Linked DNA regions of Homo sapiens: region 1 is linked to region 2. Evidence: chromatin contacts called from ENCODE Hi-C or POLR2A ChIA-PET data. All regions are on one chromosome and are shown on one strand. The core of a region is the stretch at or near the end of the contact, and the rest is flanking DNA. Distances in the headings are between cores, read along the strand shown.

Region 1 (2,700 bases), core at 1-2,500, 120 kb before region 2:
GTTTAGTTTTGTCCAGGGTTCTTGCCCCTCTCCCACCCTGTGAATCTCTGCTTAACATTTAAGTTGGCCTGGTTTTATGCTCTATAAGTATCAATTCATTGCAGTGTTATTTTGGTTTTATGCTAATATCACACAGCCTGCCACTGATATGGCAAAGTTTGACATCAGCTTTGGATGAGGGTTTGCTTTTGGTGCAGAGGGAGGACACAAACACATACTAACATTAGGAAAACCCTTATCCCTAAAGGTAATACAGTTAATCAAGTCAGTATGCCAAATCTGGAGTTTATCCGGGACAACCCATACTGAACTTAGGACATGGTGAAAAAGCTTCTACTGTTGAAAAACTTGATACAGGATGGTTTCTGCCTGCAACCATATCATAAAACAACAATAAAGGATAGGGTTATAATATACTCCTGTTTCCTAAGTCACAAATCAGGACATGGTTTCTAATACATGTGAACTATCAAATGTTTATATAAAATGTCTGAAATAAATGATCTTAGAAAAATTCAGGATATATGTTCTCTAGATATATGCCACATATCTCTGAATATTTACTTCACAAATTTTTACCTCCCACAGAAAAACCATCCTCACAACAGTCAGGGCAGGTGGGGAAGGCAGAGAAAGAAATTTCAGGATTCACCACAGAATATTGGTAGGGGAAAAAAAGAAAGGAAGGAATTATCACAGCAATTGTTAGGAAAGATAGAACCAAAAGATGAACGAGAAAACAGTAGGTTGTGGGGATTCAGATGAGCACTCTCTCAAGATTGATCTGTTTGCAGGGCCTAAGGAAGTCATGAAGTCAAGAACAGTTTATATGCTTCTAATGAGAAAGACTGAAAGTTTTTCCAGCCTGATCAAGGTTGGGAATGAATGGATCCAAAAGCTTGGTCACTGGGGCAGTCCTCCCATCAGATGCCAAAACCAAGAAATTTGGGATCAGAGGAATACTCATGTTAATCAACTGGGGAAGAGTACAGAGACCACATACCTCACTCTCTACTTTTTCCTGGTGATATCATAACCCCCAAGTCTGGCACTTATTTTCTGTCAGAGTGAAGAGATATGCATTCTGGAGAGGTCCTAATGCCACAGAGATATGCAACAGGGCTATTTCTGTATGGAGATTCACATTACGTGAATGAAGCAGAGTGGCAACGTGTTGTACTTCCAGGTGGCAGCAGGAGGAGAATCAAACTGCCCATTATTACCCTGTACTGACTCTAAAGAATATGCGAGCTTTAGCCACATGGTGGCACGGTGAGTCTACTTACAGGCTTTCCTAATGTGAGGGCAGGGTGAGGTGGGGAGTAGAAAGAAAACAAGATCTGATAAACACCAGGAGACTTCAGGCAAACCATCGTTGGCTTGCTATTGTCACCGATGGGAATGATGAAAGGAAGAGACAGTAATAATGTGTATTATTTGACATAGAAAAACCCACAATCAGGCAATGAGTAAGCTCATCTAAATTTTCCACTGATATTTTCCCATTTTCAGCTTTGCTTTTCTTTTCCTTTCTAGGACTGTGATTTTTTTCCAACCTAATTTTTTTTTTTTTTTTTTTTGAGATAAGGTCTTACTGTCACCCAGGCTGGAGTGCACTGATGCAATCTCAGCTCACTGCAGCCCCGAGCTCCCTGGGCTCAAGTGGTTCTCCTGCCTCAGCCCCCCAAGTAGCTGGAACTACAGGAGTGTGCCATCATGCCTGGCTAATTTTTGTATTTATTGTAGAGACAGGGTTTCACCATGTTGCCCAGGCTGGTCCAACCTGAGTTTTTAAAAGGAAGGTTTATCAAAGAACCAGAAACTCAGGACAATACTGCTTAAAATAGGTTGCCTTTTTTCTTTAAGAGGTGTTTGTATATTTCTGTTTAAAGGGATAAGGCCTGTATTCAGAATAACTATCAGTGATATTGGTCCTTGTCTTACAATGAGGAAATATCAAAGATTAAAAAAAAAAAACTCACAAGATCCAAAGGAATAACACTTCAGTGATAACATTTTAGTCACTGTGACATATTAAGGGATACTTTTTGGCCCTGAATAAGGTAAAAATCCACCTGGACATCTAAAATCACACCTGTTGAGTAGGGACACCCATATCTAGTCCAGGATCAGTCTACATAAAATGCTTAAAATAGTTTTAGACTTTCCAAAATTCCATAACTAGAATATCCCTTGGAAATAATAAAAAATGCTCTAAAGCATTTCAAAACCAAATTTGAAAATCATGTTAAAGAATATAATCTGGTCTCCAGTTAATTCTGAGTTCACATTCTATAAACACATTTGTTTTCTTCTGAAATCTTTTGACTGTCTGTAAATGATTACCTCTTTAACATGATAGTGGGATATTCAGTTTTGCATGACACATATTTTCTCAGTGCCAGTAATACAGTAGATGCTCAATAAATGTTTATCATTCAAGTGAACTGTACTGTATTCAACTTCAGCTTGTCTAGCAAAGTCACAATGAATTCCTTTAAAAAACGTCTTCTATTCCAAGGTATACATCAGTTCCCAAAGCTCAGTGTGTTTCAAAGAAACCCAATCCCTAGGATTATACATAAAAGTTGCAGATGTTAACTTTTTGTCTTGATAACATGGCCCTCTAAACTAGAAGTCTTGGGATGAATGGTAAAATTCTAAGACAATAATATAGATTACTTTGCCACCTAGAAACTA
Region 2 (2,700 bases), core at 125-2,624:
ATATACCCAAAATAATCAGTCTTTCATTGGGATGACCTGTAGTAGCCAGAATTATAATGCTCTGCCGCTCTGCAGTTAGATAAAAATAAAAAGATTTAAATCACAGCACACTGTAAGCACTCAAATTTCAATAGAATTGAATAAGTTATTTAATCTCCCTGTGTATGAGTTTCCTCATTTGAGAAATGTGGATAACAATAATGCCTACCTCACCTGGATGCTATAAAGATACAAATGAAGGTGGTCATCAACTATGGTATGGAAGCAGAAGGGACCTCAATTCTGTCTTCATGAAGGAGTAATAATGAACCAAAGTAAAATCAGGCATGATTTACAGGCAGCAAACTATGAAACTGTGAAAAAGGAAAGTGGCAAATATATTCCATTCAACTAAGTGGAACTGAATGTGTATAAAAAATTAATAGCAATTATTTTGAAATAATGCAGGATAGGAAAGTTGCTGGAAACCAAAAGAAAGGAAGAAAAATATAAACATACACGCACACATACACACTTTAAGGGGTAATACATAAACTATTGAACAATCTGTAGTCTCTTGGAAAAACTGAGGGTATAATTCAATTCCAATGGATATATGATGACTTTAACAACTACTCTTCATTTGAATAATGTTATAATTGTGTTGATAACATCTATACTAAATAAAAACAATTTCATTTAAAGCTATAAATATGGCCAGGCGTGGTGGCTCATGCCTGTAATCCCAGCACTTTGGGAGGCCAAGGCGGGCGGATTACTTGAGGTCAGGAGTTCGAGACCAGCCTGGCCAAGATGATGAAACCCAGTCTGTATAAAAATACAAAAATTAGCCAGGCGTGGTGGCACATGCCTGTAATCCCACTACTCAGGAGGCTGAGGCAGGAGAATCGCTTGAGCCTGGTACATATATAAATACAGGCAGAGGTTGCAGTGAGCTGAGATCACATCACTGCACTCCAGCCTGGGCAACAGAGTGAGACTCCATCTCAAAAAATAAATCAATAAATAAAAGCTATAAACATGAAAGCTCAAAGAAAATACCATGAAATATCTTATAAGTGAGAATATATGTAAAATGCTTTTGTCAGCTATAAAGAAAGCACCACATAAAATAAAAACTGGTGGAACAATATAAGCATTCAGCCACTTTTAGACAATTTTTGTTTAGAAAATTTGATGAAACAATACCTACTGGAAGTGAAGGCTTAGTCTGGTAGATAATTTATCAAGTATCCAAGAAAACTCTTACATTGTCTTTGTAAATTATAGATTATATCTCTGTATATGTGTATTAATAATGGCATGCTAATGGAAGATCACAGATTTATGCATGAAAGTGAGAAATGAAACAGAAACCACATAGAAACAGAAACTATGACTCAGAACAGATAAACTGTGCCAAATCATGACACGGAACACAAACTATCTAAGCTCAAATTGTTTTAAACAACAGCTCATTCAAACATATATCATAATTTTTTTTTTTTTTTTTTGAGACAGAGTCTCGCTCTGTTGCCCAGGCTGGCGTGCAGTGGCGCGATCTTGGCTCACTGCAACCTCTGCCTCTCAGGTTCAAGCAATTCTCCTGCCTCAGCCTCCCAAGTAGCTGGGATTACAGGAGCCCGCCACCACACCAGGTTAATTTTTTTGTGTGTATTTTTAGTAGAGACCGGGTTTCACTATGTTGGCTAGGCTGGTTTTGAACTCCTGACCTCAAGTGATCCGCCCACCTCAGCCTCCCAAAGTGCTAGAATTATGGGCATGAGCCACTGCGCCCAGCTCAAACATATATGTTCTAAGATCATATATCTTTTTCTTTTTTTGAGACGGAGTTTCACTTTGTTGCCCAGGCTGGAGTGCAGTGGTGCCATCTCGACTCACTGCAACCTCCACCTCCAGGGTTCAAGCAATTCTCCTGCCTCAGCCTTCCAAGAAGCTGGGATTACAGGCACCCGCCACCACTCCTGGTTAATTTTTTATTTTTATTTTTTGTACTTTTAGTAGAGACGGGGTTTCACTATGTTGGCCAGGCTGGTTTTGAACTCCTGACCTCAAGTGATGTGCTCACCTTGGCCTCCCAAAGTGCCAGGATTATAGGCAGGAGCCACCGTGCCCAGCTCCAACATATATGTTTTAAGACAATAAATTCTTTTTTTTTTTTTTTTTTGAGATGGAGTTTCACTCTTGTTGCCCAGGCAACAAGACAGTGGTACAACAAGACAGTGTACAACAAGACAGTTGTACAGTGGTGCAACTTCAGCTCACTGCAACCTCCACTTCCCAGGTTCAACCAATTCTCCTGCCTCAGCCTCCCAAGTAGCTGGGATTACAGGCACTCACCACTGCCCAGCTAATTTTTGTGTTTTTAATAGAGATGGGGTTTCACCATGTTGGCCAGGCTGGTCTCAAACTCCTGACCTCAGGTGATCCACTCACCTCGGTCTCCCAAAGTGCTGGGATTACAGGTGTGAGCCACTTTGCCCAGCCTAAAACAATATATCCTCATTGTCCAATATAGTAGCCACTAACCACATGTGGCTATTGAGCACTTGAAATGTCGCTAGAATAAACTGAGATGTGCTGTATTTGTAAAGTACCCACCGGATTTCAAAGACTTAGTACAAAAAAAAGTAAAACATCTCATTAATAATTTTTGTATTGATCATGTGTTGAAATAACATTTCACATATAGAGGTTAAA

What was found. A loop is a pair of places that touch in the nucleus more often than their neighbours do. ChIA-PET counts read pairs that join two places held with the same protein, here RNA polymerase II (POLR2A). Pooled maps may share reads with other maps.
Region 1: a map of naive thymus-derived CD4-positive, alpha-beta T cell shows a loop between it and region 2 (13-fold over the local background). The contact joins two enhancer-like sites. A Hi-C loop is called at or near these places in 5 of 168 maps with a recorded cell type or tissue (GM12878, HCT116, K562 and 2 more), 15 of 37 single-sample maps with no recorded cell type and 9 of 50 pooled maps. POLR2A ChIA-PET finds 5 or more read pairs at or near these places in 6 of 52 experiments (GM12878, K562, OCI-LY7 and 3 more).

The regions. Positions count from the first base shown.
Region 1 is chr10:92,086,666-92,089,365 of GRCh38, forward strand. The region is part of intron 8 of CPEB3 (cytoplasmic polyadenylation element binding protein 3); the gene reads right to left. Among named protein-coding and RNA genes, the nearest start is that of BTAF1, 160 kb to the left of the region's middle. Within about 2 kb of position 1,251, at least 9 of the 41 ENCODE cell types and tissues checked have a DNase peak (open chromatin) inside an H3K27ac peak, as active enhancers do.
Region 2 is chr10:92,210,062-92,212,761 of GRCh38, forward strand. All of the region lies in intron 2 of CPEB3 (cytoplasmic polyadenylation element binding protein 3), which reads right to left. Among named protein-coding and RNA genes, the nearest start is that of CPEB3, 80 kb to the right of the region's middle. RefSeq lists an enhancer at 1,271-1,440. Within about 2 kb of position 1,375, at least 7 of the 41 ENCODE cell types and tissues checked have a DNase peak (open chromatin) inside an H3K27ac peak, as active enhancers do.